Linked DNA regions of Homo sapiens: region 1 is linked to region 2. Evidence: read pairs that join two places in POLR2A ChIA-PET (ENCODE). Cell type or tissue: OCI-LY7. All regions are shown on one strand. Links, peaks and the distances in the headings refer to the core of each region. The heading gives the core; the rest is flanking DNA.

Evidence for each region. ChIA-PET counts read pairs that join two places held together with the same protein. Peaks named below come from ENCODE experiments on the same cell type or tissue, not always from the same donor. Only the 100,000 strongest peaks of a DNase experiment are listed, where the experiment ranks them.
Region 1: POLR2A ChIA-PET joins it to region 2 with 8 read pairs; 4 of 35 experiments call an interaction of 5 or more read pairs at or near these places.

Annotation. Positions count from the first base shown.
Region 1 is chr6:107,578,391-107,594,697 of GRCh38, reverse strand. It overlaps SOBP (sine oculis binding protein homolog), which reads right to left. Exons shown (of 7, transcript NM_018013.4): 5 at 7,523-7,618. Among named protein-coding and RNA genes, the nearest start is that of SOBP, 96 kb to the right of the region's middle. RefSeq lists an enhancer at 8,155-9,047. In OCI-LY7, for the core only: no CTCF peak of the experiment used is centred there; no DNase peak of the experiment used is centred there.
Region 2 is chr6:107,639,603-107,655,909 of GRCh38, reverse strand. All of the region lies in intron 6 of SOBP (sine oculis binding protein homolog), which reads right to left. Among named protein-coding and RNA genes, the nearest start is that of SOBP, 160 kb to the right of the region's middle. In OCI-LY7, for the core only: no CTCF peak of the experiment used is centred there; a DNase peak (open chromatin) is centred at 6,789; H3K27ac peaks cover 1,034 bases.

The sequences.
Region 1 (16,307 bases), core at 2,871-10,870, 60 kb after region 2:
GGAGGATTTCTTGTCTCCTTCCCTTAGCACGGTATCAGAGGCACATCCATTTGCTATGGCAGATATGGCTCTGTGTAAATTACACCTTTTTCCCTTGCTTTGCATTTATGTTCTTAGTTGCACATTTTAACATTAAAAATTTTACTATTAAATGGTTAGGCAGAATGAAGAGGTCTGGGACCATGTAGAGAGTTTTCCTTGAGTCTTTTTTTTTTTTAAGCTTAGTGCCAAGAATTATCTTTGTGCCGTCCCCTTCACTGTTCAAAGGGAAATTTTGTGGGGTTTTCATGCAAATGTGCACATGTAAAACTTTCAGGTACTCCATTGCTAGTAAATTTGGTCAAGTAGTAGTCTATGATGTACTGGAAAGCAAGCAACCTTGGAATAAATCATCATAATCACAGCAACACTGATTGAGTGCCAGTTGTTTACCAAATACTGTTCTAAACACCTTACAGGCAGTCATCACTTAGACCCCAGGCCAACCCTACCCAATAGCTACTATTGTCCTCATTTCACACACCAGGACGCAGACACACAGAGATTCAGTGATTTGGGCAAGGCTATACAGCCAGTGGGTGGAGTGGAGGGGATTTCTGAATCTGAACAAAATAATCTGGCTTAAGAGTCCAAGTTCTTCACTACAACACTATACTATTTTTTGGAAACTTTAGATTATCCTACAAAAAGGTATTCAGATACTGCAGTACTTCATAAGTCAGCAACATTTGCGATGCCGCCAACAAGTATCTCTAGTTCCCTAGGCATAAAAAGGCAAGTGGATAGATGTTCAACCCTTTCTCAGAAGTTCTTTTACCCAAATTAAAAATATTACATTTGAGTTTTTATCCAAACAAACTGGGAGGAGACTCAAGTTGAAGAATAAAGACAGGTACTCCCAGTATCTGCCTCAAGATTTTGTTTAAACTAATGCATCCTTCTAGCTCCATTTTGTTAGTAATAAGACTACTGGTTGTTGAGCTTTTATTAGGTGCTAGGTATACTAAATGCTTCATATACATGATCTCATTGACTGCTGAAACAACCCCATGAGGTAGGCAGGTGCTGTATTTATTCTCGTCATATTGATAAAGACGCTGAGGCTCAGGAGAGTGAGAAACTTGCCCAGAGTGCACAGCTAGCACATCTGCGGAGAAAGGATTGGGACTCCCACTCTTATCCACCAGACCACAGTGCCTCCCTTGGAGAACACACAGTCTTCCATACCTCCCTCTGGCTCCAAGAATCACTGTGATGGACTGTGTGAGAAGCCAGCATGAAAACCAAACCATTATACCTCTGACATTTGTAGGCAATGGCTCTGAAATCTGAAGGGCAAAGATCCCCCATGCTCTGGAAAGGAGAGCCTGCCAAATCAAGACTCCGTCCCCCAATAAGGCCCCTATATCAGAGCAGAAGCTGAGCAACTCTAGCCCTCCCTCATGTGGCTTTTCTCTCAAATAATAGAATTACAAAGAGAGGTAAAATAGAGTTTGCATGCACGGGAAAGGAGGGGAGATGGTCAACTGTGGTCAAGAAGGTCTTTATATAGGAAAAGTGAAAGGACCTGAACTACAAGACTATGGCAGAAATGGGAGCCAACAGGCTGAAGAGAGGAAAGTGGCAGACAAAGCTGGAGAAGAAGATGAAACACCAGCACAGATGGGAACAGAGGAATGTGCAGATGAAATATGACTCAAGTGGAATCCATCCCTTCTGCCTGTATTAAAGTCTAGATGGTCTTGCTGGAGAGCATAATTATGCCACCTCTATCAGAACTGCCTCTTGCTTAGTCTAAGATTGTGACTTTTATTTCTGGAAAGTTCTATTTTTCCAAGATAGTTTAGGAAACTACGGGAATACAGGAATAACCACAAACTAAAGGGATCTGGGAGATGGCTGGGGAAAAAAAATGGTGAGACAGGCTAAGTTTCTCTAGACAGCAGCCAGTCCCCCTGGGATTTTCTGGTTATTTTACACTTGTGGGGCTATTGCAGTGACTATTTCAGGAAACTGGTACACAGTATACAATGTATGCATACATCATATGATGTTTTGTTTGATGTGATGTGAGTTCCAGTGTGTCATCATGATTTTAATTTTCAGTGCCTGTGTTGCTCAGCTGTAAAATCAAAGCAATAGTATGTAAATTCATGTTGAGCTGGGGCGTAAATCTGGCTTTCATTAGACCAAAAGCATTAAGGGGAGGGTCTCTGGTCAATTGCACCTATTCTGAGACATCTATTAAGTTTCAAATGAAACAGGGCAGTTTCTATCACCTTTCAGGGGTTCTTGTTATATCTTCATGATCTAGCAGAAAAGTTCTAGCAATGGCTAATATATGGCAGCCATCCAGAATTTCCCCTCACTACTGTGAGAGGCTAACATGTACTGGTGAGTTGGGCTGGATTGCAAAGACATCCAATCTTGTTTTTAAATGAATACACTTAGAACCAGGGGCCTGAGAGTAAATAAAGTTCAAGTCATCACTGGCACTGTGATGTGTCTTTCACTTTAAGGGCTTTTAAAACTGGGTCTGATTGGCCAAGCTTTACCAAGGTTGTGTTGAGCAGGAAAAGAAAAGCACAATATATAACCAAGAGTCATTTGTTTTATGTATGCATTGTCCCAAAGCTCCAATTCCCAGTTTAATTAGTATCAATGGATTGTTTCTAGCCAGAGAAGAAGGATCCTAAAGATTTTACAAAAAAAAAAAAAAAAAAAAAAAACACCAAAAGACCAAATCTGTCCCTCACAAAAGCATACATACTTCAGAACAGTACAGCAAAAAAAGTGGGAGGGGGTGCGGGGAAGGAAAATGAAGCATGATTAGTCCTGAGTTGATAATTGTTGAAGCTAGGTGAAAGGAACATGGGGGTTCATTATATGATTCCCACTACTTTAATTCTGTATACTTAGAAATTTTCCATAATAATGTTTTTAATCCACAGAAGTGCTAGGAATTCCCATGAAGCAGAATTACTAAAATCCAGACTCGATAGGATAGTGTCAGTTATTGAAACCCCTGCATATGGGACTGCCTGCTGTTCACCCCTTAGCCTTCAGGTACTCTACACTTGGCCAACCTATATACTAACCTGGGTGCAGTGCACCTGGCCCATACTTTCCCACCTCCATGCCTGTGCTATTTTCCTCTGCTGGGAAAACCCCCTTCCCTTACACTTCCTGGCAACTATCTAAATCCAACCCATGAAAGGCCTGGATCAAAGGTATCTTCCCTTATTAAGTTTTTAATGACTGCATACAGAAACAATCTCTTCCTCCTCTGTACTCCAAGAACTTTGCTAGTGCTCTTTTGGGGCATAGCTCACTGTGTAATAACAATCATGACTATAAGAAGATGATAATAACAGCAGCTAATATATACTGAGCACTTACTATGTGCCTGGCTCTTTAAATATGTCATCATTTTCTATCCTTATGATATGCTCTGAGGTTATTTCCTTTTATTATCACATTTTACAAAAGATCTGAAGCTCAGAGAGGTCCAAGGGGGTGAAACAGGGATCCAAAAGTGTGATGTGATATCAGATACGTTACAATAAATGTTAAGCCTTTGCGTCTATGATCCTTAGCTATACCACCAGGATGACAGTGTATAAAGTCCAGCTGGGGCAAGACCTGAGGGCCCACATTTTTGACGACTATGATACTGTATGTGCCTTATTTCTCCTACTGAATTGCATGCTCCTTCAGGGAAGGGACTGTGTCTTTTTCTATGTTGTGTCCCTACCTGCACTGTCTAGTACAATGCCTTGTACATAGAAGATGCTCAATAATGTCATGTTTATTGAGCCCTGGATTAGCACGGGGTATTTCTACTGCCTAAGGACTACATGCAACTCTTATAATCCACCTGTCTACATCCACGAGGAAATGAAATGGAAAAATCAGCCCACAGAAAAATAGCCTAAGCATCTCTTCTCATCATCACTTCTGATCACACAGCCATAAAACTAAAGTAGTTTTCATATACTCCCTACACAGGCATTGTAAGTGACCAGGAAGAATTCTTCCCTGATGCTATTTTTATTTCACCTTCCAGCTGTGAGCTCCCTCCCTTTCCCTCTGCAAAACCCTCACCCCTAACAGCCTCAGGAAAAGCCAAAGGGATTCAGACGTTGTCTAGGTGATGGCTCAGGAATCTGGAACTGAGGGAGACAGGCTGATTTTGCCCCTCTGAGTTTCCTTTCTCTTAGTTCCCCTTTCAAACTTCCTAAGCCTGGCTTTTTTTCCAACCAAATAATACTCCATCAGTTGCTGTTGTTCTTTGGTTATATTTTGACCTTCTTCCTGAACACAGGGATGTTCTCTGGACTGGTCTTTTGAAAACCTGGGGAGTAGGCTCAGGAGTCTTCAGTTCCTTCTCAAAACCCTCTCAATGTTCCTCTTCTTCTCACTAGAGGTCTTTCCCCTCCAGTGACCCAGCTTATGCTATATTTCTGCAAGGTCTTACTCTCAGTGGGCTTTCAAAAATTGAGAAAGTCGTGGCTGAGGAGAAACAGTGAGCTCATAACACACTTATGGTCCTCCTCACTCTAGCTCTGAACCCACCTCTAGCCAGAGATACGAGCATTTGAATAGAGGAAATGAGAAGCCTTCTAGTCCCAGAAGAAAGAGGCAGTAATGATAAAGGGACCAAGAATGGACTTGGGCTAGTCTCACCCATGGCTGGCTCTAAATGTTCCCTTTTCCAGGCTCTTGTAAACCAGGCTGCTACACTGTTAACATGATAGAAATTTCCTACATTTTCTTTTATTAAAAGTTTTCTTTAGTCATAAACTTAGATATGCCAGCAAAACACCCGTGTGTGTGTGTGTGCACGTGTGTGCGCATGCCTGCAAGTGTGCATGACTATCTATGAAGAGGTAGGTGGGGCCACACTGAATTGTGACATATCAAATAGTACTCGTTTTAGCTAATGTCACTTATCTTGACAGCCTTTCATTTTCAAAATTAATAAAAAGCATAAGGAGACTGCTGCACAGTCACCAACTAAAGGATCTTGGCCACAAAGCTAAATATCTAGTCATCTGTGTTGTACATTAAGTGTGAAGGCACATATCACAGTTTGGGATTTAAATGGAAAAATCAATACCCTACAGGAAATCTACAGTTGCATAGCAGATTTTTCTATCAGCCAATGCTTTCTTTGTCAGTGCCTTCTGATTACACACACTTGTGTATTCCGGGCATCGATTTTGCTTTGCTTTTGTTTAAGTTACTTAATATTCCTCCCTCTTCCAAGAAGCAGGCATGTGGGGGTGGGGAGCGGGCAGAGACATTAGAGAGTCAGTAATAAAGTCAAGGCAATGTCCCGTCTACCTGGCCAGGGCACTTTCTGTCAGTGTCTGTGGCACAGAGGACTAGTCGTCCAGCCATGTGCTCCTGATCATCTGGGGGCCCAGAAGAACCCTGTGCCCTCAGTGCTTTCTCCAGAGCTCCCATGCTTTCTAAACTGGCTACTGCTCTTGCAGCAATCCATGCAAGAAGATGGCAGAACCACCCTTCAGCTAAAAAAGTACTTTGGAGTGGAGCTTGCAATCTTCTCTGACAGATTCTTTAAAAATCTGCTCTAAGTTGCACTAAGAAAACTCCAAGGATTTCCTATTTCTTTCTTATGAATGAACAAGTCTCTTTCATATAGAAGCATAACTTCTCAGGGCTTCATAACCAGCCAAACACCATCACTTTTCTTACAGCTGAAAAAAATTAAATTTCTCCTTGGAGAAATAAGCTTACTTATGTTTTCTTTTTATTCCTTTTCTTTTATCACAGGAAAGTATACTGACCAAAATAAAGCATTTCTAACAGTGACTGGAAGGACGAAGATTGTACCAAATTGCTCAAAACTACTGCCAACACAACAATGTGTTTAAGCACAGCAATGACAAAACATCTATTTTCTCTAAAGACAGCTAAAAACGATGTTCACATATATGTTTTGCTTCCTCCAGTATAAACTGACCACAACCAGGACTCAAGCATGTTCATTTTTCCAACAAATAGACAAAAATTAAATATGGCATGTTACTTTTGCAAATTTCTCTAAAAAGAAGTAAGCTACCCCAAAGCATTCTGATACCAAAACACAGCATAAGGGCCTCTGTGGTCTTCTGCTGAATAATCATAGTTACAGAGACACATTAAAACCGAAATGAACAAAAAGAGTTTCCTCAGAATAGGTAATGCTAGCAGTCCTGGAAGTTTAAGAGTCCTAAGATAAAACATAAGTTAAGTTAAAATTTCAGAAAAAAATTACATTTATAAGCAGCAAATTTGCCTGTGGATCTGTTGGTCAAGGGACTACACACACAGAATAAGTAGTGTAATTGTAACTGTGCAGACTGTGGAGGGGGAAAAGGAGGTTCTTGCTGTCAACATGTAGCTACTGCGGCTAGAATGGGTAAGAACTGAATTTTTGTCTCTTCTGCTCTTTGGACACTTTGTTTTTAATGAACAGTTGGTATCAGAGCTAAATCCAAAGACTGTTACATGTGGGATTTCCTAATGCAGAGACCTGGCAGAGCTGGTCGGCCAAAAAACTAAACAGAAATTAGACTACCTCAAAATGTAACAACTGAGCATCCTCATTCTCTTTCAGTGTTTTCACTTAGTTGGAGCAAATGTTTTGCTTTAATGCAATTGAAAAGAAAAGAACATTTAGGGACAACATAGCTAGATCCCTCATAAAGCTTCATTTTCAAAAGGAGTGTTTGAATCTCTAAATAAATGACAATTCATTCTCTGTTTACTTTAGGTAAACAGAAAATGCATTGCAGAGCACTCATTTTCAAAAGCTAATCAAGAACATTAGGTCCCAACAGATTCATTTAATAGAAATATAATAGGCATTCCTGCTTGCTTTTCATCTTGTCTGGCTGTAAATGCTAAAATGAACAGCAAATTAACCCTGCATTGGAACAGAGTCTCAATGTCACAGCTGATATCCTCCCTCTCACGACTTGTAAACATCCCCGCACCCTGTCACTGCTTTGACTCCTTCTGCATAGGAGAGACGATTAAGTTTGGCAAGAGAGTGGAGGAATACTTGAATTCTAAAGGGAGTACTGCGTGTCAACTCTGCTATCTTCCCTAGCAGAACAAAATATTACCATGTTGTCTCCTAAAATAGTGTACAATGAGGACGTAGGAGGAGGGGTGAGGGTGAGGTTCTTTTTTCCCAAGCTACATATATCAACTGTCTTTCTCTATATTTTTAACTTTACTAGCCATTCTCCAAGTGGCTGCTTATAAACTACTAAACACAACAAGCTAATAAAGACAGGGCCATTCAAGCTCTATAATCAGATATAAAAGATTTGCAAACAATTTGAGATCTTAAAATTAATATTCAGTGATATCAGAATTAGCATTTAGAACTCTATACAGAAAACTATAATATTTCATCAATTATGTAATCATGAACAAACCCTTTCAAAAACTGTTTTCACTGTGCTAAAGTAACATTCTAGACTTGTTGTAAGTATGTTATTCTTACAAGTAGTTCGCAGTTATTCTTGAAGGCAAGCCTTGGAGTTTCCTTAGCATAGTGCTGCTGGGGAAAATTTTCAGCATGTCCATCTTCATCTCTAGCCTGAAGGGAAATATAATGGCCTATTTAGGGACTTACAAATAATGGAAGAAAAAAAGCTAAAAAGCATAACAGCTCAGATCATTCAACAAACGGGAATCCAGAAATAACAACAATATTAAGAAGTTTGTTTAAATACGCAGTACGCCTTTTAGGTATCAAAATTTGGGATTTATTTTTCTTTACATTGTTTAGTTTGAACATGCAAATTCATTGTGGTGTAATATTTAAAACAATATCAAGCAAACCAAAATCAAATAATTTTGTTGGCAATTACCACCACCTTAGTTTTTCAGTGCGCATTGTTCATTGCACATTTAGGATTATATGACATACATACGTGTTTAAACTTTTTGGCATGCTTAAGCAATCTCTAGATAATGCACTTTTAAAAAATTCTAATAGCAAGGCCATAAGAAAAGCAATCTGCATAATTATATTTTGCATTGTAATACTATTAGAGATAAACTGATTCCCCTCCATTTTTAAATAAAGATCTAAAAGGAGCGATGATCTGGTAAGAACCATGATTCTTCAATCAAATGCAGTAAAAAAAAAAAAAAAGATTTAATTTAAAAGCTGCATTAAAAGTTACTGGTTATTTTGATCTACGCTGTTAATTAAGAAAGCTGAAGTTTAAATGGAGACATTAACAGAACCCATTAGCAATACCGCTTGCATACAGTCTTCTTTCTAATCTCCACTGGTTTCTGGTTTGGAGTGGGAGAGAAGGGAGAGGTAGGTGAAAGGGGGCGTGTCTGCAGCACACTCATTAAACCATTCATTTGCGTGACACTTGCACTCCGCTCTGCTCTCATCTCATCTTAGCCCTAACTGCTCTCTCTTTCCTGGCCTCCTGAAATTCACAGCTGAGCTGTCTCCCTCACATATGGCTTGCATATAATTATGCATATTCCATTTTACACTGCATTAAAATGATGAGCTCCTGGCTCCCTGCCAGCTGATTTTTAAAAGCCCTAGTGAAGTAGGAAAAAGGAGAGAAACACAGGGAGAGCCGCACAGGAAGCAGCAGGTAGTTCTGTCTGCTGTCTCTTTAGATAAAATGTATGTCTGGCACCAAGGGAACAGCTGAGAACTACCTGTTGTTATGTATGGATTGAGGGGGGAGAAAACAATGAGCATACACTGTGGCAGAGATGACAATGCTTATGTATTGTTCCTCCTTTAATGGAGCAAAATCTGCCCTGATGAGTGTCACTCAGAGCTCCCTGGCTATACTGGGGCTTGTCATTTTAGAAAGAGATCCATATTTTGTACATTTTAGAATGTATTGCTTGTGTTTAAGAAAGCTTCTGCTACCTAGTCCAGGGAGGGAACTAGATGGAACTTGGAAGTGCAATGTCATGGTCAGTAATATTTAGGTTACAAGAAGTTTGTGGGGAAAAGAGATTGCTCTCTTTTGGTTCACTTTTGAGATTTATAACATCCCTCATGCTTGGTGCCTTTTTATTGTACCTTTTTTTCCTACTAAATCAGACTAAAATAAAAATGCAGTTATAGGATTGGCTATATGCGACAGAGAAAAAAGTTTAATTGTTGTTCATGTCCAGTGGCTACAAGGCACTGAGACCAATGATGTTTCTTCTTACTGCATCGGAACAACTTTGCAGCTACGCCATGGTTTAAATTAATATAGCTCAAATGGGTCACATTTTAAATCCCAACTGGCAAAGGCAGCAGTGGCATAGATAAATGAAAGGCAGTTGTAAGAAAGTAGGAAGATGCCATTGGGCAGTGACAATATTAGATTCTTCATAACAAAATGTTAAGCCACTCTATGAGGTACAGGTCTCTTAAAGGCAGGGACCACATCAATTTCATCTTTCTTGTTCTGCCATGCCCAGTGCCTTACTTTTAGTTGATATTTAACAAACATTTAAGTGATGATGGAAAAAACCCATACGTGGATAGTAAGTAGACCCTACCATAAACAACTCTGTAGAAAATGCCACCTCAAAATATGCTAAACTTGGTAGTAGCTTTATTATATTCCTGATGCACTATGATATATATGCTTGGAAACACACTTTGCATATAATTTTCAAGGGCTACTATTTACATATGTATGTCTATATTCAATATATATGTATCTTGTATATAAATATTCATAAGGTGGAATGTGTTTATTATGCATATACTATGTATACACATTCATACACACCAGATGCCTAAGGATATTTTCAACATTAGTGGCAAAAATACATTCATTCCACTTACATGTAAGGTGCACACAATGTTTTTTTTGTGTTTAAAGGACAAAAAAAAAATCCCATTATCTAATATTTGAATATGCTTCCTCAAAGGGGCTACAGACTTCATATAAAGCTGCATAATTTATGAGGTTAAATAAAGTAGCAGTGGAAGAGAAAGGAGAGGGGGATTGAAGAGATTCGGAAGTGGAGACAGAAAGCTAGAAACTTGCTTTTTTATTGAACCATTATGTTCACCTCTGCATCAAACTTCCATGGCTCTGGGAATGGCCTGTCCTCTAACACCCACCCTGACTCCAGAGTCCAAGAAATTCTATCCTTCAGCCATTTGCTGTGTTTCCACTACATGCCACAGAAATGAAAAGCATGCAAAGTACAAGAAGTTCTTGAACCATCACCTTCACGTGTATTTGTGTGCACAAATAACTCACACACACTTCTCACCACTGTAATCCCCTTTGCATTGTGAAATTTTTAATGTGTAATTTTAAATTACTATGACAGGAATAAGTGTAATTCAGTGCATTCATCTAACACAGGAATTCGCTACCCCAGCTGCATATTAGAATCATCTGGGGTGTTTTTTTTTTTTTTTTTTAACATATTGGTGTCTGACCCCCTCCCTTTCTAAGATTGTGCTTTAACTGGGGCCTGGACACAGGTGGTTTTTAGAAAGCTCTCAGGTGATTGTAATGTACCAAAGAAGGGCGAGAACTGCCGATCTAAGGAGAGTGCCTACAGCTATCAAGGGGAGGCCCTTGGCATAGCTGCCAGAATGTTCTCTAACCAGGTCCCAGGCCCACTGGAGTGAACCATTGTGCTATGAGAGGGGGATATACAGGTTGAGCAACCCAGATTCAAAAATCTGAAATCCCACATGCCCCAAAATACAAAACTTTTTGAATCCCAACATGATGCTCAAAGTAAATGTTCATTGGAGCATTTCATGTTTTGAATTTTCAGATTTAGCATGCTCGACCAGTAAGTATATACAACGCAAATATTCCAAAATCCCAAACACTTCTGGTCCCAAGCATTTTGGATAAGGAACACTCAACCTCTAGGATGTAGTCCCTATGGTAGACCTTACCCTAAATATTCAAAAAGCCTGGGCAACACAGGGAGACCCCATCTCTACCAAAACAAAACAAAACAAAAACTAGCCAGGTGTGGTGGCATGCACCTGTAGTCCTAGCTACTTGGGAGGCTGAGGCAGGAGGATTGCTTGAGCCCAGCACTTCGAGGTTATGTTGAGCTATGATCGCGCCACCACACTCCAGCATGGGCAACAGAGCAAGACTCTGTCTCAAAAAAAGAAAAAAGATTTAAGAGATTACAGAACTAGTTGCTTGTGGGCAAAAATTATCATTATTTGTTTGTTTGTTTCTTAGTTTCTGGTATGACCAATAATCTTGGAAGAACTACCATACCACTTCCTTAAAAAGGCCTTCCCAAACCTCTCTATCCAAGGCAAATATCTCCTCTGTGGTCCTTCTTAGACTCAACATGGTTGCAACCTTGGAATTACTGGTGTGATTTTTGTCTCCCCTAGTAGCCTACAAGCTTCCTAAGGGCAAGGACAGAGTCTGATCTCCCACCACTGTATCTTCAGCCCAGCCACTGCCTGATGCCCAGTAAGTGATCTGTAAGAATGAGTTGGATCATTCACAGAACTGGTGGCAATGTTAGACAACATCCATAGGACCTTCCTTACCCTAGAGAATCAGTTCATAATGTTTTACAACCTCTTATATATTAAAGTCAGAGGTTTATTCTACATCTGCCCCCACTTGGGTGGGGTGCCAGACAATGGCTTAACAAGGAGGGTGGACATAGGACACCAACGACCCCTTCAGGGAGGAATATGTGAACACTAAAATTGTTCAGAATCACTGGCTCATGGTAACAACATAAAGCAGACCAACTTTTAGCTGGTTTTATTATTGTTCTTAAATCCTCTGCAGACAATGCATTCTCTAATTGCCTCTTGAGAGTGGACCACCCCACTGTCGGCTCTAGATATCCACTGGGGCCAGAAGAATTGTGTTCACGTCTGACTTTTTTCCAGAGTGACAAGTTCTGAAAGAAGGCACATCAAGGCACTTCATGATGAACTAACTCTCTCCTTGTGTGTTATTTTCAACAGTTTTATTCTGACTAGTGTGCTAGATATTTATGCCAACTACAGGGAAAAGCAAATGGGAGACTATTTTTTTGCATTTTACTACAAATGTGATTGTCAGAACAAAGGTGCATTTTTGACCTATTATTCTAAGGAAATTTCTTTTTTTTTTTTTTGCCATAACAGAAACAAAAATCCTTCAGTTAAACTGCAAGCGGATTTCCCTGTTTTGCTGACAGTTGTGTAACCATTTTCATGTTGTGCCTAACATTTAGATAAATATTAGATGATATGAGAAATTTACAGTAATTGCCTCTCTACTTCAAAAACCTCTGGTTTAAACAAACTTTGTATTCACCTCTCTTTCCCTCTGAATCAGCACTAATTCACTTCTCTTATTTTGATTCTTACAATACAGCAAACTTTAGTTCTTCAAATTCACTGCTTCCTCTGAGCCAAAGTCTTGGTGCCATGTGCATGTTGGAGCAAGCTAGGCATTCTTCCTCCTCTGAAGAATGCCTTTAGAAAAGGTGGAACATTCTAGAAATAGCTCCACTTGCCTACCCCAGAGAAGTGTGATGTTTCTGACTCCATGAAAAGGTTAACAATATTGCCATTTAAGTCAAAAGATAATTAGGCTTCAGAGTTAATACCTCCCTGTGATGAATGGGAGTTTACACTTCTGTGTCATTGTGATCTCAGGATTTCTTTTGAAAACAAGCAAAGATTCTGCCTGGAATCAGGGCCGGGGAGAGCACAACAGAGTTTCCAAGCTTAGCCCTCCTATGCTGCAGCAGAGGCAGCACATGTCAGCTCACACATGTGGCATTTTTACCGGACTTAAGAACACCAAAAACAGCTCAACTCAAAGTTGTGAGAATAAGTGTATAGTTGAAGAATTGGAGAGGAGAAAAAAGGGGCCATTGATTTTATATTTTATAACTAATTGTTGGAACCAGAAATAATAGAGTTTATTTTCGAATTCAAGGTAAAAGCATGGGGACACTGCTCTGAAAACGCATGGAATTTCATTTTCTGAAATCTCGTTTCTGGTTTAGCCTTCCTTTCTCAAATGCATCCACACGTTCTCTTGAGGAAGCTCAGGAATAAACAGCAGCTATCACACACTGCCTTTCAGTATGCTGTGAATGTCTTTGTGAACTTGAACTAAAGGTCAGCACTGATTCTTTGTCCTGCAGTGGACAGACACCTGGGATCTCTGTTCAGCCACTCCTGCCTCTGGTGGGAACAACATAGGGAGGTCTTCAGAGTAGCTCCCTGCCTCCCCTGGAGTTACTGCACTGTTGAGCTCATCTCAGTGGCCCAACTCCTCGGGTCTGAATTCTTAGTGCCCTTCAACTGGGTCTCCTGTCCTTCACTCCCATTCTTTCTGGTGGAGCTAGATTCCATCTCTCCTTCTGCTGGCAGATCCTTATGTGACCTTTAAGCCTTCGTTCAGACTGCAGCTCCTTTAGGAAGCCATCAGTGACTCTTCCTCCTGGTCCTTGCCTAAGCTCTGCACCCTCTGTCCCTGTATTTCCATTCCACACCAATTTATTGCATTGCATTATGACCATGTGTGTGTCTGCCTCTCCCACTAATCAAACAGGTCCTTGAGTGTGGAAACTGCGTTCTGACCAGCTTCAAATGTCCAGATCCTGGACTAGTGCCTGGCATATTATAAGGGTTCCATAAATGACCGAGTGAGCGAATGAATAAATGAATGGGTTTCTATCCTTTAACGCTATCGCTGGATATTCAGCCTTACACTCCAGTCCCTACCAGTTGAGTGTTCTGCCTCTGAACCTCAGGAGTCTTCTCCATACCCGAGTCTCAGCACGGCTCTCCTGGAGCTATCTGATCACACCTGCCTCACACCTAGACCTTCACCAACTATTCGATGCACTTCTGCCCAACACCTGCTCCTCCTACTTGGTTAGATACCATGGTCTTGGCCTCACAGAAGATCTTGCACTCAATTTGGACTTTGGCCAATCATCTTTTTGCCCCACGTTTCTCTCCTCCACGTCCCTGTTGAATTGATCCTCTGGTCTTTGCCCAACAAATTCTCATCCTCAAAAGTCCATTCCTTGATTAGATTAAGCAACTGTGCACCTTGTTCCCTGTTTCTGATATCTCACCTTCTCCTAGAGTCCCAGGTCTGTCTGAGACTCCTTGGTTACCATCCATGTCTTATTTCCTCTACCAGACTGAAACTCCTTGACGGCAGAGACCATGCATTATGTATGAAGTCCCTTATATAACAAACAATCCTGTAAATATATGTCGAATGGATTCATTAGCTCTCATTCTTCCTTAAGCCAAGGCCTGGAATGTTCTGTTTTTCTCTACTCTGAACTGCCTACCTCTATGAATGGATAACCCTTAAATACGAGTTATTTCTATGCAAATATTCAAGTCACTGAACAGATTGTAGAGAGTTGCATGGTTCTCAAACAAAATTATGTGTGCATGCAGCTTGGGTGGAGGGCTTTCTCCTGGACAGAGGGCTCCCACCTGGCATCAGATTCTCTGCTCTGGAGATATGCCAGTAACCCAGAAACATCCATCTCTGGACCCAGGCATCTGCTCCATTCACATTACTACTAATGTCTGCCTAAGGATCCCTTGCCCTCCCTTTCACCTGCTTGTCGAAGACTGTCTATGGGGATTTCTGCAGTGGTGCTGTTTTACTTTGTTCTTTTAACCAAATGTATTTAAATTCCCATTTAGTATGTAGGCTGTAGGAAAAGCTGTTTGCCCAGAGAAGGCCCTCCTAATTCTCCATCCTCCTTAACTGGCTAACTGACAGGCTTTCTCCATAGCTCTTCAGGCTCCTCTGACAGCTCACACACCTCTGATGGATGAGATGGACTTATTTGCTGCAGCTATTTTTTCACTCCATGCAAACCTTTATATATATCATAAATTTTTAACATCCAATTTGGAGTCTTCAAAGAGTAATGGTAACAAATATGCAACATGAAGATAATGGGAATCGAATCATGTTTATGGCCTCCATGAGAATCTCCTTAAATGATGTCAGGTCAGGGCCCCTCAGAGCCGCACGCATGTGAGGCTATGGGGCTGATCTCGTGCCTGATTAATGGCTGCCTTTACTCAGGGGCCCTAATGGATTGCGTGACAGTTATGGCAACAGATTCCACATCAGCCTGAAATACAGCTTCCACATGAACTAAAATATATCATGTTCATCCCAGCACATTAAAACTGTGTCTGGAATAATCAGAGCAGTTGCTTAAGCGGTTCTGAAAATGCCTGTTTTTACTTTTTATTTTTAAATCTATTTTTCCTTTATTGGACAGGTGACCCTTTTGCATTTATCTTGCAGGGCTCTTTCTCAGGTCACCTGAGTGTCTTTGTTTGGTAAGAATTGTTATTTCACAGGTAAGGCCCAGCAGCTAGGAGCATGCAGCCCCCTTCTTTTTCATTCTCTGCTAAGGCCACACCACCTCACACCCCAGGCAGCTTCTGATTATTCCGGAAGCTTAATCGACACTGGATTATCCAGGCTCCTTTCCCTTCCCCCACTTTCTTCCTCCGCCCACTGCCTGCCTTTTGGCTTTTCACTAGTCATTTGCATCTATTACCCAGGGACACAGTGAGGGGAAACAAAAGGAAGGGAAACACAAATGATTCCACTTTGCTGCTGGTTGGCACCCACAAAATCCTTAATTAATAGACCTAATCTAGGCATTTCAGGTACTCCTTTTATTCCTTTTCTCTGAAATCACTAGGCAGAAGGGGGTTGGGCTCATATGATTATATGCAGATCTCATGATGGACCTGAGAAATCAGAGAAAATGTGAAACAGGCAAGGGCTGTACTCCAGGACCCTATCTGTAAGGCTAGAAAAGGATCCAGATGTTACAGAGGAGATTCACTATCTACAGGATGCCTCCCCCAGAAATAACCCGGCCTCAAATGGGATTAAAAAACACAGTACTAACCAGATTAAGATGCTGTTCTGGTTATTATCCGGGATTAATAATAATGGCTAACATTTCTACAGCTTTTCTTGCACGTACCAGACACCATCCTAAGTGCTTTATATGTATCAACTCATTTAATGCACACACTCATACATATATCAAGGAAAGAAATGACTTATGAAGTAGGTACTATCATTATCTCCATTTTATATATGAAGAAGCTGGGGCACAGAGACATTATGGAGTTTACACAAACTCACACAGTTAACAAGTGGTAGAACCAGGATTCAAACCCAGGCAGTCTGGCTCCAGAATCCCCATGCCACACACTGATGATCTCCCACCTATGTGCTGGTGGCAAAGGTAAATTGTGTACAATAACTTGA
Region 2 (16,307 bases), core at 3,686-11,685:
AATGTAGCTTTTTTCTTTAATGCAATCACTATTTAAAAAAATGAATGTTTCTCCAGTAAGTTTCTTTATATTCAAATCACCTTTGGACAAAGACCAAACACGGACAGCATCAGCCTACTTAAAGAAAATTTCCAGGCTTTCACAAGAGACTCGGTAAAACGGGATTATAATAAGAGCCATTCTGGAACCTTAACTACAGCATTTGCCATCCCAAACACTATAATAATCATTATTATTCTCTGGTATCTATTATTGTCTGGTAAATAATATGTGTTTTCCCCCAAAGTTCTGAAGGGTGCAGCTGCACCACACTCTATTTTTCGCAGCCCTAGTCCTGCTGCTCTGAAAAGCTTGCTCACACGAAGCTTATTTTAAGAGAATGGTAAAGTAGACAATTTGTGCTGTTTCCTTCCCTCTCACCACATACTTGCTGTGTCTGGGACACCCACAAAGGCCAGATGGTGGCAGTACAAGTCCCTCTCTGCTGATAACATTTGAGGAGGGGGCGGTATTGAAGGCATCCTCATTTGTCCTTCTGGCTCTGGCTGGTTCAGGGCAGCCCCCTTGTTGGTGACACAGGAAAAGACTCTGGAATCGATGAAAATGAAGAACCAAGCTTGGGCTTCACTTTTCTGATATTTATTGGTATGGAAGGTATGAAATCCAACAGAGTGGGGAGGAAATAAGTTTGGATTTTTAGAAAGTGATCATGGCAGGAAGTTCCAGAGTCTGGAGCTGGTTCTGTTTTGTCCTTGCCAAGCAGAAGAATCTTACGAAAAAACTGTCCTCCATGTCTAAATGTCTTCATCTGTGCAAAGGGGAAATTACTACAATAAGCGAAACAGAGACCCGAGTTACAGTACAAATGCCTCTGACTGGCTATGTGACCTTGGACCTGTTTCTCAGCCACCCTCCCCCAGAGCCTCGATTCTTCTACTATGTTCCTCAGTCACCCTCCCTCAGAGCCTTGATTCCTCTTCCATGTTCCTCACCCACCCTCCCTCAGAGCCTCAATTCCTCTTCCATGTTCCTCAGTCACCCTCCCCCAGAGCCTTGATTCTTCTACTGTTCCTCAGCCACCCTCCCCTCAGAGCCCTGATTCCTCCTCCATGTTCCTCAGCCACCCTCCCTCAGAGCCCTGATTCCTCCTCCATGTTCCTCAGCCACCCTCCCCCAGAGCCTCGATTCTTCCACTGTGTTCCTCAGCCACCATCCCTCAGAGCCTCGATTCTTCCTCTGTGCAGTGGGGGCCTGGGTGAGCTTCAGTATTAAGTCTTCCATTTCTCACATGCTCAGATTGTGGAATCTTTCCACAAAATCCAGTATCAAATATGTAGAATTATAAACTTGAACAACTGAATATTAATCTGTTACCAGTATACAAGGAAGCCCATGAACTTCTGGACCCTGAACTCCAAAATTTCAGAAAGTCTCCTTCTCTCAGTACACACAAACATACACACACATCTATGGCAGAGGTTTGTGGAATACCCCTTAAAGCAGGGGATTCTGGGGAAGTGGCCACAATTGTACCTCACACTTGGGTTTTCCTCTGATTTGGGCATTTGTCTGAAGGCAGGATAACCCACCCCTGCTACATGAAGCATCAGACACACACAATTACATACAAATAAAAGCCCATTTCTTATGCTATATATGTATCATACATGTACTATGTATGTACCATACACACACGCTGGCACCACAAGGCATGGTCTCCATCGGGCATGTATGACCAGCTATCTTCAGAATTCCAGGCCTGCCTGCCCCTTTTGGCCAGAGGAATGAAATATTTCTCTTCATGGAATCGTAACTGCACACCAAATGCATTGAGAGACTCTCTGTTCACCTGGTGAGTCACTTTTCTGTTTTATCAGGGAAGCATGGCCAAGAATGTGATCTAGATACTCATCCACCTTTATAACACAAAATTTTCCAGAGAATTATAGATAGCAAAACTGTGTCTAAATACATTCTCTCAATGTTGATACTGTCAAAATATGGCCACTCTCACCTTTACTTCTTTGACCTTTATGGCCTAAGACTTTCACTGTTAGCATTCCATAAAACTTCCAGGCAACCACTCCCAAAAGTAAATGTGTGTTCAGAGAAAAATGTCTGTCTTATTCTACATCCCAACATTTCCAAACTAGCTCTTCTGTGGTGGCAGATTCCACTTCTACCAGGAAGCCTGCCTCTATTAATCTAACCCATTTTCTAAACTTGTATTATTTCCTTCCTCAAATACTTTTGTAATTAGCATAATCAAAATCCAGTAGGTCTGTCCTGTCTTCCTCATTTAGAAGGCAAGCTCCCCATGTCTGTCATATTTATCCCCAGGAGTCTAAAACCCTGTGGCATCAATTCTATGATGTGCAAGAAATGCCTGCTGCCAGCCAGCTTGCCTTTGTCCAATTACCCAGGCCCTACCAGAGATCCACTCACTCGGGCACGTCTGCCCATCACTTATCACAGTTAAATACAGCCATTACGTGCTGGCTGCGGCAACGCTGTTTATCTGGGACAATAACGAGTCCCTGAGGACTGGATTGCTCTCAGGTAGCCGCAGCTATTCTGGGACACTCACAAGGGTAGAGCCCTGCGGTCAATGAACAGAGCCGCCTGCACTAGCTGATAAACTCTGAGTGTGATGCCAGATAGTGGTCCCCACACCAAACCCATCCCAGGAAGGAAGGTTTTTACCAAAACACGATTCCTTCTCTCCTCCATCAACCATTGCTTCATGAAGAGTTTTTAAATGGCTTTTGCAGGATAGAAATTGTTCTCATTTTTGAAGAGGATGACATCTCTTTTCTTATAGCTCATTAACTGATGAAGATACGTGGGAGATACTGGAGGTTTGGTTCTAGACCACTGCAATAAAGTGAGCATTGCAATAAAGCAAGTCACATGCATTTTTTTGGAGGGTTTCCCAGTGCATATAAAAGTTATGTTTATACTATACTGTAGTCTATTAAATGTGCAGTAGCATTATGTCTAAAAAACAATTTACATTTCTTAATTTAAAATACTTTATTTGTAAAAAAAAAAAAATGCTAACAATCATCTGAGCCTTCAGCAAACCATAACCTTTTTGCTGGTGGAGAGTCTTGCCTTGATACTGACGGCTGCTGACTAATCAGGGTGGTGGTTGCCAAAGGCTGGGGTGGCTGTGGCAATTTCTTAAAATAAGACAACAATAAAGTTTGCCACATTGGTTGATTCTTCCTTTCACAAAGGATTTCTCTGTGTCATGCCATGCTATTTGATAACATTTTACCCACAATAGAACACTTTCAAAACTGAGTCAATCCCTGCTGCTGTTTTATCAACTAAGTTTATGGAATAGTCTAAATCCTTTGTTGTAATTTCATCATTGTTCACAGCATCTTTACCAGGAGCAGATTCTATCTCTAGAAACCAATTTCTTTGTTCATTCTTAAGAAGCAACTCCTCATCTGTTCAAGTTTGATCGTGAGATTGCAGCAATTCAGCCACATATTTAGGTTCCCCTTGTAATTCTCTTGCTATTTCTATCATATCTGCAGCTACTTCCTCCACTGAACTCTTGAACCCTTCAAAGTCATCCACGAGTGTTGGAATAAACTCCTTCCAAACTCCTGTTAATGTTGATATTTTGACCTCCTCCTATGAATCACAAATGTTCTTAATGGCATCTAGAATAGTGAATCCTTTCCAGAAGATTTTCAATGTACTTTGCCCAAATCTGTTAGAGGCATCACTATCAATGGCAGCTAGAGCCTTATGAAGTGTATCTCTTAAATGATAAGACTTGGAAGTCAAAATTCCTCCTTGATCCATGGGCTGCAGAATGAATGTTGTGTTAGCAGGCATGAAAACAATTAATTTCTTTGTACCGCTCCATCAGAGCTCTTGGATGACCAAATGCATTGTCAATAAGCAGTAATGTTTTAAAAGAATTATTTTTTCCTGAGCAGTGGGTCTCAACAGTGGGTTTAAAATATTCAGTAAACCATGGTATCAAGAGATGTGCTGTCACCCAAGCTTCGTTGTTCCACTGACAGAGCTCAAGCAGAGTAGATTTAGCATAATTCTTAAAGGCCCTAGGATTTTCAGAACAGTAAGTGAACACTGGCTTCCACTTAAGGTCACCGGCAGCATTAGCCCCTACCAAGAGAGTCAGCCTGTCCTTTGAAGCTTTGAAGTCAGGCATTGACTCCTCTCTATCTATGAAAGTCCTAGTTGGCATCTTCTTTCAATATAAAGCTGTTTTATCTATATTGAAAATCTATTGTCTAGTGTAGTCACCTTCATCAATGATCTTAGCTAGATCTTCTGGGTAGTTTGCTGCAGCTTCTACATCAGCACTTGCTGCTTCACCTTGCACTTTGATGTTATGGAGACAGCTTCTTTCTTTAAAGCTCATGAACCAACCTCTGCTAGCTTCAAAATCTTTTTCTGCAGCTTCCTCCCCTCTCTCAGTCTTCAGTGATGAAGAGAGTTAGGGCCTTGCTCTGGATTAAGTTTTGGATTAAGGAAATATTGTGGTCGGTTTGATCTTCCACCCAGACCACTCAAATTTTCTCTATATCAGCAATAAGGCTGTTTTGCTTTCTTATCATTTGTGTCTTCACTGGAGTAGCATTTTTATTTATTTGTTATTTAGAGACAATATCTCAGTCACTCAGGCTGGAGTGCAGTGGCATGATCACAGCTCACTGCAGCCTCAAATTCCCAGGCTCAGGTGATCCTCCCACCTCAGCCTCCTGAGTAATTGGGACTACAGGTGTGCACCATCACACCCAGCTAATTTTTCATATTTTTTGTAGAGACAGGGTTTTGCCATGTTTCCCAGGCTAATCTTGAACTCCTGGGCTCAAGCGATCCGCCAGCCTCAGCCTCCCAAAGTGCTGGGATTATTACAGGTTTGAGCCATTGTGCCTAGCCATGGAGTAGCAATTTTAGTTTCCTTCAAGGACTTTTTCCTTGCATTCACAACTTGATTGGCACAAGTAGCCTTGCTTTTGGCCTGTCTTGGCTTTCAATATGCCTTCCTCACTAAGTTTAATCACTTCTAGCTTTTGATTCAAAATGAGAGACATGGGTCTCCTCCTTTCACTTAAACATTTAGAGGCCCTCCTTTCACTTAAACATTTAGAGGCCATCATAGAATTATTAACTGGCCTACTTTCAATCTTGTATCTCAGGAAATAGGGAGGCCCAAGGAGAAGGAGAAAGATGGGGGAACAGCCAGTTGGTGGAGCAGTCAGAACATACCCAACGTTTATTGACTAAGTTTACCTCTTACATGGGTGCAGTTCATGGTGTCCCAAAACAATGACAATAGTAACATCCAAGATCACTGATCACAAATCACCATAACAGATATGATAATGAAAATGTTTGAAACATTGTGAGAATTACCAAAATGTGACACAGAGACATAAAGTGAGCACATGCTGTTGGAAAAATGGCATTGATAGACTTGACAGGGTTGCCACAAACCTTCCATTTGTACAAAGGCAATATTCGTGAAGCGTAATAAAGCGAAGCATGATAAAGTGAGATATGCCTGCAACTGAAAAACATTCCTTCTCCTTTCGAGTCTATAGCTCATGGTAAGGAGAGGGTATGGGAGCCAAGGGTGAGTTTCATCTTAGCTCAGTGTTAGGCTCTGGTCTGAATCGCAGCTTCATCACTGTGATGCTACTCACCCTATGGCTCTGAGAAGCTAAGGTTCCTGAGTACTAAAAATAAAATAAAAATAACAATAAAAATTAACCAATTATAAGGCCTTGTTTTCTTTAATTTTTAAATAACTTTTTCTTTTAGCTATATCCCTTATTTTACTTGTTAATCAGTAAAAATTACAACCATGTAAGACTCCCTACTGGGATAACTCTATCTTTAAGTCTTCATTTTACAAATGAAAATGTTGTTTTCCTTTGCTGGTTCTATGGGTTAGGGGAGAGCAGTCTGTTTTTTCTTATAAGTGGTCATTGCTATTTCTTGCTGACCTCTAAAAGTTTCTGAGGGGCGAAGAACCCAGAACTACGGAGCCCCTTCTTGTGCACTCACTTAAGTAAGTCCTTATCTTCACCTTGGACAATGGATCCTCTTTACTAAGTTCTTTCCAGAACCTGGAAGTTTAAGCAAACCAAATGACCAGGTCTCTGGTAGGCCCTCTTCCAAAACCATGGAGGGATTCATGACTAACAGTGTAGTTTTCTTTTTTCTTTCTTCTTCTTTTTTTTTTTTTTAACAAACACACTATAGCAGATGGCTCTGTTCACTCCCAAAAAAGAAAAATAGAATAAAGAAGAATTACATGATAGAGCTGTTCTGCAGGAAATTTTGAACAAGAGCCTAGGTCCTATGCCCTGGCTTTCAGAACTAAGTACTTCCCATTGTGGTTTATGTCTTCAATGAAAGGAGTTTTCTTTTTTTTTTTGAGACAGGGTCTTGCTCTGTCACCCAGGTTGGAGTGCAGTGGCACCATCATGGCTCACTGCAGCCTCAACCTCTTGGGCTCAAGTGATCTCAGCCTCCCAAGTAGCTGGGACCACAGGCATGTACCACCAAGCCTGGCTAATTTTTTTCTGATTTTTTGTAGAAATGGGGTCTCCCTGTGTTGCCCAGACTGGTCTCAAATTCTTGGGCTCAAGTGATCCTCCTGTCTTGGCCTCTAGGCCTTGCAAAGTGCTGGGATTACAGGCATGAGCCATGGCTCCTGATGGTTTTTTTTTTTTTTTTTTTTTTTTTTTGGTAGTGGGGGCGGGGCAAGGTCTTGCTCTGTCACCCAGGCTGGAGGACAGCTGCATGATCATAGCTCACTGCAGCCTCAAACTCCTGGGCCTCAGCCTCCTGAGTAGCTGGGTCTACAGGCATGCCCAGTTAATTTTTAAATTTTTTGTAGAGATGGGGTCTCAAACTCCTGGGCTCATGATCCTCCCACCTCAGCCTTCCAAAGTCCTGAGATTACAGGCATGAGCCGCTGTGCCCAGACTAGGAGTCAAATTTTATTGCACACCTAATTTACATCAAATACAGCACCAGGCATTTTTATATACTTATTTCACTTGGAAGCAAACAGCAATGCTACTGAAATATTTATTACTATCTCCATTTTACAGATGAATAACTTTGCCAGGAAGGGTTGCCAGAAATAGGAAAAGGTGGATGGAAGTCCAGCTTCTAGAACCCCAAAGTCAAGTTTCCCCCTCCCGCTGGGAGAGCTGACCCCTAGCCTATGTTCCATCTCCCCCCTTCTTTGCCCTGACAGTAGGGTGGCAGGGTCACAATGTCAGAGCTGTATAGTGCCTTAGAGACATACATGGCCTAACACCCTGCATTTGCAAACAAGAACTCTGAAAAGTTTTTCATAAGAAAAAAAAAAAACCACACATTTTCATCAAGTCTCATCCAACACACGAACTAGCTGATGTCAGTTCATGGAACTCAGCAGGCCCCTGGCCCACAGCTCTGCTCCCCTCTCCCCACTGTGACTACAGGAGCAGGTGTCACTGTGTCCCTGTTAAAGTGGGAGATGCTAAATCCTAGATGAATTTAGAGACTCATTCAAGGGGTCAGTGGAAAGGACAGGGTCCTTGTCCTTTTCTGATTTCTACCACCCTGACTCTCAAGACTGCGGCCTTCCAAAAATTCTGCCTGTGACAAAAAAGCCAGATGTTTACTGTGTTAAGATTAAGTGTGTTACTTCTCTATGTTATATGAACAGAGGCATTCTAGGTAAAAGAGAAAGAATACAGAGAAAAAAGCAGCTTCATGTGGCAAGTAGCTTTGACCTGTGGGTCAACGGCAGATTTTAGGATTTAGATGAGGTCTGGGAAAGCAGTCTTCTCCACACTTGATTCATTCTTTATGACCAGCCCATTAGCAGAGAGAGGGAGGGAGAAAGCTTCATATTAGTACAAATGCCATTGCAAAATGTAAGAGCTATAATACTGATTTCTCCCCCAACAGCAAAAATGATGGAGAGTGTGGTTACTAACTGCTTTCCTGCAACCCTTTAACCTCTCAACCCTAGATGTTCAGGCACAACCTATTTTCTCTCTGGAATTGGCTTCCTGATGTGAGGAAGCCATGCCGTGGGTGGCAAAAATATGACTCTGGTGCTTGGCACAGGGCATGTAACTGAAGCAGCTGCGGTCAGATCCCATGTTCCACCGAGAGGAAAGGCAGATGAGGACTCAGGTTCTAATCCTGGCTGCGCCACCCTGTGACCTTGGGCACTCGCTCTCTTTGTTGCAGTCTCGACTTGTAAAAGTGGAACCAGAGATTTTATGAGAATTTCTGGAATGGTTTCCCTAACCTCTGAGGTTGACAACGTGGAAGTGTTTCATTATTTTCCATTACACATCCAAGGGAAGAAGTTCTGGGCTGTAGGGGCTATCATGACAATTTTTGTAATAAGCATCTACTACGAGCCAGGTAGCTCCCGGACATTTTAACTTGTTATTTACATTGGAGCTGATAACTGCACAAAGTAGGGGTTATTATCTTCATTTTTTACACATAAGCCATGGACAGTGGTTTTGCATGGAAACTCTGGAGCCAGGCTGCCAGTCGTATCTCAGCACTGCCATTTACTGGCCACATGACTCTGGGTGGCATACTTAACCTCTCCAAGCCTCAGTCTCTTCATCTGCAAAATGGGCTTAATAATGCTAAGTCTCATGCATTGTTGGTATGTAGCATTTAAACACTGCCTACATGTAGAAAGTGTTCAATAAATATTAGCTATTATAATTATTTAATGAGAAAATGCAGGCCCAGAGAGGTTATAAAACTTGTCCAAATCCTCACAGCTGGTAAGTGACCCAGCCAGTTTTCAAACCCAGGCAGGTCTCACTCCAGCCCCAAGCTCTGTCCTTAGGCAATGCATCCTTTCTAACAGGATGGCAACTGCCATTTTAGGGCATCTGTGATGAGCCACACTTTATACATTTCCTTACCTGTCTCTTACAGCAATCTCATTACTCATGACATAGAGACTGAGGCTCAGAGAGCTGAAGTCCCTTTCTCCCTCACCTGGTAAGTGTCTCTGCTGGGATACGAACCCAAGCTGGCCCAACTCCAGAGCAGATATTCTTTTCCACTAAACCACACTGCCACCTTCCTTCACCACCAGGAGCCCACTGGCACCACATGTGGAAGCTTCTGAAGGTTTACAGCCTGGAAAGTCAAAAAAGAGAAGAGGACATATCCAAAAGGTTGCCAAACTTTCTTAAAAGTAGCCGCAGGCCATGGGAGGATCTGATTCTGATGCTGAGAAAATCTCCGGAGATGTCTAAGGAATATAGAGCAAGCCCCCTGAGCCTTTCTGCTGCCCTTCGGTCTAAGGACAGACAGTCTAGGCATCGCTGTGTAACCTCCACATTCCACATTCGTGAAGTCCGCTGCTGCAAGAGCCAGGGCCTGCCTCTGTGCATGCATGAAACAGCAGCCCACATCTGCCCTTCCCTGCTGGCTTAAGGCTCAGAGCTGCTGGTTGGTCAGAAGGGTGGGGCCTCTGTTTCTGTGGCCATCTGGAGCCAAGCCAGCATCTTCCTTCTTTAGATCCTGGAATGGTCTGTTGATTGTGAGATTTCCTTCCACCGTGCATTGTGACATTTCCTTAGGCCCACTTAGCACAAAGAAAGTTCTTCTCACTGTCCAGAGACAATGGCTTTCCATACTTAACCCATAGATCTGGCAGCGCATGTCCCTCGCACTCCAGCGATGACGTTCTGCAATGTTTAGAATCAACTGCTGGCAATTAGCCTGCCATCAGAATGCAACCATCAGCTTTAGCAATGTCAGTCTTTCAGTCTACAAAGAGCTGCTCAAGTAATTTTCCTCAAACACAGATTTCATCTTGTCATTCTTGTGCTTGAGGCCACAGTGACGTTGCCCAATGTATTGAGTACAAATTCCCCAAACTCCTGTTCTACCACCTTCCCACTCTCCTCCAGCCTCATGCTTCTCACCCTCTGTGGTCAAGCCCTTTGTTCCAGCCAAGTGAACCGGAAGGTCATCCCTAATACAGCTTGCTCTTTTCTGTGTCTGTGCCCTTTAACATGCTACTTCACCCCTCATTTCTCCACCCCTGATCGCCAGCCCACATCCCTCCTCAGGTTCAGAATTCAGAATTCATCGACCAGAAGGCACTACATCAAGGCAGCTTCATTAGCTGTTCCTCTATGGAGACGCTTTCATTCATGTGATCACTGAATACTTGTGTGCTCATTCTTCCAGCCCCTGTGCTAGGCACTTGGTTACAACAATGAGTGAACTGGACCCGGTCCCTGCTCTTGCGAAGCCTACTGTCTGCAGTGTCACATCAGTTTGCAGGTTCTGCATGTTGCTTGTAAAAGTGACCTTGGCTTTTTTTTTTGTCTCTCAGTAGGTTATTAGTTCTTCAAATCAAGTCAAGGACTCCTGCCACACACCCTCCCCTACTTTTTTTCTTTTCTCTCTTTCCCTCTCTCTCTCTCATCTTTTAATAACACAGACCTGAGCAAAGTCAGCATTAGATATTGTTAGTGCAAAATGGATATGTTTTACCCTCTAGGGAAATAAATGAAGACTATCTCTGAACTATGAATGAGCAAAAGGGGACTGCTTCCCTCTGTTTGGATATGATGAGGAGTTATTAAGTTTCGCAGATTGTAATATATGAATTAAGTATACATTTAGGATTTATAAAATCCAAAAATAGGATTTTAAAAGTTATTATTGCTATGCATAGGCCACACACACACATGCACACACACACACCCAGAGCTAAGACAAAGGACAAGTTGATCACCTGATCGGACAGTGAGAAGTGCTGTCAAAATCAGGATGAGAACCCTGAACCAGTAGCCCTCATCTTCATTTGCAAGGTTATAATGTTTTTCCACCAAAAATTTTTCATAGTCTTTCAATCAATATTTAAGGTCCATGTTGCCTAAACCTTGGGGATTATGAAAATAGCCACTAAGTCCCATGTTTATGATGCCATCTTATTTAATGGGAGGATTGAAGAGATCTGCATGTATTTTTGGTTTGGCAAATCTTAGAATTATTTTTTCAACATTTGGGTTTGGATAAAACCAAAACTTATTTTGCCAAGCACTTTGGCCTTAATTTTCAAACCCATGTGTATTTTAAAAGAAATTTGATCTATGTGTTTCTGACTCATTTACACTTAACTCATGAGAATGCTGTTTGGTAAGAGCTATTAGATGTCCAAGCAAGTTTATGAGCCTTTTAAAGCCTTCTTTTCCCCATTCTTACCAGAAAGTTGTATTTTGCCAGCCATAAAAGAGTGTGAGCCCCAGGGGCCTGTGATCACTTTGAAATTTATAACCTCCAAAGCTTAAATGGATTCTGCGTTTGGAAAAAGGGTTTCCCCCTCCTCTTTTTCATATTAAGTGCACAAACAGGCTACCTATGATAAAGACAGGATCCTATGTCTTAGCTTCCAAGATGGCTGAAGGCAAATAGTAAAGAATTCAATCCAACCACCAATAAATTGTCCCTAAGACATTTCAGAGGAACAATATGACACTTTAAGTTCATGTGGACACAGACTGAGATCCAACACTCTAATGGGAAGTTTTTTGTTTGTTTTTTGTTTTGAGATGGAGTCTCACTGTGTCGCCCAGGCTGGAGTGCAGTGGCACGAATTCGGCTCACTGCAACCTCTGTCTCTCAGGTTCAAGCTGTTCTCATGCCTCAGCCTCCCAAGTAGCTGGGACTACAGCCATGCGCCATCATGTCCAGCTAATTTTTTATATTTTTAGTAGAGACAGGGTTTCCCCATGTTGGCCAGGCTGGTCTTGAACTCCTGACCTAAGTCTGATCCACCCGCCTTGGCCTCCCAATGTGCTGGGATTACAGGAGTGAGCCACCACGCTCACGTGTGGGACTCAATACGGTTCAGGTTAGAACACTTTAGCTTTTGAGTGCTGGGGAATTTCTTTGTTTTAAATCACAGACAACCAATCTTGTTTATGATTTTTTAATACATTTAAAAAATAATAAAATAAGCTGATTCTACTAAAAATGACATTTGAATTAAAACCAGAAAAGCAAGAAGAATGTGAATGCATGCTGCAGCAACTTCATCTTGTATCTTCTATAATGATGCTCAGATACTACTCAATTATAGTATTCTAGTGGGAGAAAGCTTTTGGGTAAATTACTTAAAAATGGCTTATAAAGGCTGGGCATGGTGGCTCATACCTGTAATCCCAGCACTTTGGGAGGCCTAGACAGGTGGATGATGAGGTCAAGAGATGGAGACCATCCTAGCCAACAGGGTGAAACCCCATCTCTACTAAAAATACAAAAAAAAATTAGCTGGACATGGTGGTGCGCGCCTGTAATCCCAGCTACTTGGGAGGCTGAGGCAGGAGAATTGCTTGAACCCAGAAGGCAGAGGTTATAGTGGGCCGAGATCGCGTCACTGCACTCCAGCCGGGCAACAGAGTGAAACTCCATCTCAGAAAAAAATAAAAATAAATAAATAAATAAAAGCTTATAAATATTTAAAGTATGAGCATCTAACACATTATAAGGACAAAGTTTTACATGTAACCACATGTGCTCCAAATATCTTGAAATTACTCTAAATACGGGTTTAAAATATCAAAAGAGCTTGTTGATGGGATGCAGAGCTTTGCAGAGAAACTTAAACCTGATCATTCTTGCTCCCACAACACCCAAGCTGCACAGTTTTTAAAGTGTGTGTGTGTAGATTTCTTTAGAAAAAGATCACGTTACAGTCTGAATTTCTAAAACAAGAGTTGAAGGATGAAATATAGGGTTTCCCCTTCTCTCTCCAAATGCCGTTTAGCCACTTTGCTTCTAGATAATTTGTTATTGTAGGTTGGTTCAAATTTAAGACAGTAACATTTTAGAAACACTTGCAGAACTAAGCCAGCTGCAAGGAGGATATCATTACAAATTGAGACACATGTTGTATGGGAATACCATTCATTTTCAATACCAAAAACATATCTGGGGAAATAAGCCATGCAAATGAGGGAAAGATCTACTTTTTAGTTGTATTTTTTTGGATGTTAGGTCAATGTTCCATATCAAATGAATTCATGAAGCGTTTCTCCCTTTTGTTCTTTAAATACTATCAGTCACATTCTTACTTCCCTTTTTACCCAAAACAAAACACAGCTTACTATATCAAAGACAGACAACAAACCAGAGGTTCAGAGGGGAAAATGATGAGACAACTAGTGCTGGTGCAGCCAAATATCTGGATGGGAATGAGGCTGGGAGCACTGGAAGCTTTGATTTGCCCCAGCCCTGACCCCTTGGCTACCTGGAAAGCCAGGTCTGCTCTGCCCCCATCTCTCTACTCAGGGCTGTACATCTGGACCACACAGTACAATTGCACAAGCATTTTTTGCTTATGATCATTAATTCAGTCCAAGGAGTGGCAGAGTTAGGTAACTTGACTGATTTCCAATTTTAAACTATGTAGTACACTTGGGACTATTTTAAAGCATTAGAGAATAATTCCAAGTTTTTGTTATTGTCATTTTCTTTTGCTCCAGTCATTTTTCACTAGAATCTTTTCGATGACCCTTGAAATAAGTTTTGTGCATGTGTGTGTACTTCCCCTCCCTGTTGATGGTCTCATGTTCCCAATCCTGACCCCACCCTATTTTTTTTTTCTGTGCTGTGGAAATCCACAAATCTGGAGAAGAACTCTCTGCAGTTAGTATTCAGAGCTGGTGTCTGAAATGGCATTTACCCCATTTCCTTGAGAATGGGACCCTGTTAAACGATGCCAGTGCTAAATTGTTTATTTTCTAAAGCTAATTTCTTTCTTTCTCTGAATGAATTTCGTTTATGCCCTTTGAGGCCCTAAGAAAAAGTTTACACATGCAGAATGCATTGCCTTAACATCCATCCACATAGAAAGTGCTATGCACTTAAAACGGCAACGGAAGGATACAAAATAAGTTGTGCAGGACACGGTAAGAGAAAACAGCATGGCCACCCCCGTCCCTTTGGCACGATCTCTTAGACAGGAAAGTCTGGAAAAGGCGGGGCGTTCGGGTGAGGGTAAGTGTTCCACAACATGAGGTAAGTGTTCCACGGTGCAGCGTATTTTGGTCCTCAGACATCTCTGCCCCTCTGCAGCACTTGTCTGCATGAAGGTAGGTGTAAATGATTGAACATGGTGCACAGGCAGCAGCTTAGGCTGGCAAGGGAGTGACTCATTGGAAACCAGTCAGGGAACTGATTTCCAGTGCCCTCCTGGGCAACGGCTGGTTAATAGCTGGCCGAACGCGTCTCTTTCCAAGTGCAGTCTCTCCAAGTAAAGAGGCATACTGGGGAGCTAGGGAGCATTGGCAGCGCTCCCAGACACTGCCACATCAATGCCCTGGTGTTCACCGACCTGTCCACCTCTCTGACTCTGGCCATTCTGCTTTCTTGGCCTCAGTGGCAGAGTAGAAGATCTTTCCACAGAAGAACAGTGTCTCCCTGTATCGTACAAATTTTGAAGGTCCAAGTGCTGGGGAAGTATCTAGCTTATTTCTTTTCTTGCTTCTCTTTTCTTCTTTCATCACAGGCCCTTGTGGGAAATGGTAACTTGAAGAAAAGTCTGTAACCTTTTGCATTGTGTCACTAAGGCAATCTTATTGAGGCAAGTGCTACATGATGTAGCTCCAACTTTGATTCTGCAATATTAGGCCCACAGCAGAAATTGCCAAACAATATATTCTAAGTTTTAAGAGAAACTTTCCATTAATTCAGCTTCCTCAGAGAAACAAGAAAAATTTCAACTCAGATATTGCTCCATAATAAGGTAAGATAATCCTTCAGAGATATAGAGCATACTTTTTCTGGAGCCAAAATCTATGGACGTCTTCTCCCATGAAAATGCCTCTGTGCATAGGCACATAAAACTTTCCATGAAATTTCAGGGGGAGTTGCTGAAGGCCATCCAGGGACGAGTCCAGGGGGCCAGGAGACCAGCTTTAGGGAGCTGCCATATGGATCTGGAGACAGAGCCAGGACCAGTGCTGCACTAGCATGACCCTGAGTGGGTGCCTCCTCAAAGTCTCTGCCCTAAGCCCTTCCTTTGCTTCACTCTAGTCCCAGTCCTGCTGAAGATGGAAGGTTATGGGTACATCTGAAAGTAATAAATATCCAGTCACAGATGTCATTTCATATTCCATCATAACCTGATTGACATCATATATAAAAGTTGGATGCTTGTACATTAAAACCTTCCCTCCAAGTCCCTGGTCATAAGGGTTAACATGGTCCCAGCAGCATTGAATTGGGACATATCTCAGGCCAATCTTGACACCATTCATTCCAGAAAACTTTCCTCTACAAGTCTGAAATGATCACAGGAAGCACACTCCCAGGTCCTCCCACTCACATGTGTCCATGACACAGACCTGGTGTCTTCTTTCTGGCTCTCTGAAGTACCTCTACCTAGAACTATATGTGCCAACTGCATCCCAACAGACAAGCTAACCCTTAACTTAGGGACTGTCACCAATTAATATTCCCAATAGTCAAGTACTGGACCATTAGATAGCACAAGTCTGACACAGGATCCGAGCACATCCCATTCATACTGATTTCCTTTTGTCACTCTCAGTTTTCCTTCTTTTCCTTGTTTTAAAAGTAGGCACCTATAGTATTGTTTCGAATGTATGGACTGACTTCCCAACCTCCTCCCAGACAGCCTCCTCTCTTGAACTTCTCAGTTTGAGAAACTAAATTGGCAAAAAACTTTTTGGGACCTCCACCCTTTTGGCTTCCCCAATGAAGTGAACTCCTTGCCTTGGAACAGTTGTTTCTAGGACTGTGGCTCCATGACCAGACTAATAATTAAACTCCAAAAAGCCAAACTACAGGTGCCTCCTCCAGCTTTCCCTGAGAAAATAAGATGTCAAGTCCCCCCTGCTGAGCCTGGAGTAGTATCATGGAATTGGGACCAGGAAAAAGGGTCTTATATTTTCTTTCTGGTTTTTGAAACTTAGAAATTTGGGAGCCACAAAGGTGGAAAAGTGAGATGAAAGGGTTACTCCTTGTACACATTTTTTCCATTGATTATTTTACTTAAAGAGTCTATGTCATTTCCCTGGAAAACTGAGGAGGGGGAATATTTTCTTTTGAATATCTTCAAACATTTGCAAATGGTTACTCTGAACTCCCCAATGTACCATAAACAAGTGTAAACTGTAGAAATTCAGAAAATGTACAAATACAAACAGCTATCCCTCAAGCTCCTAGGCAAAGACAAAGAAGGGAGTATTCCATTTATAAATGGAATTCTTTGTGGATAGAAT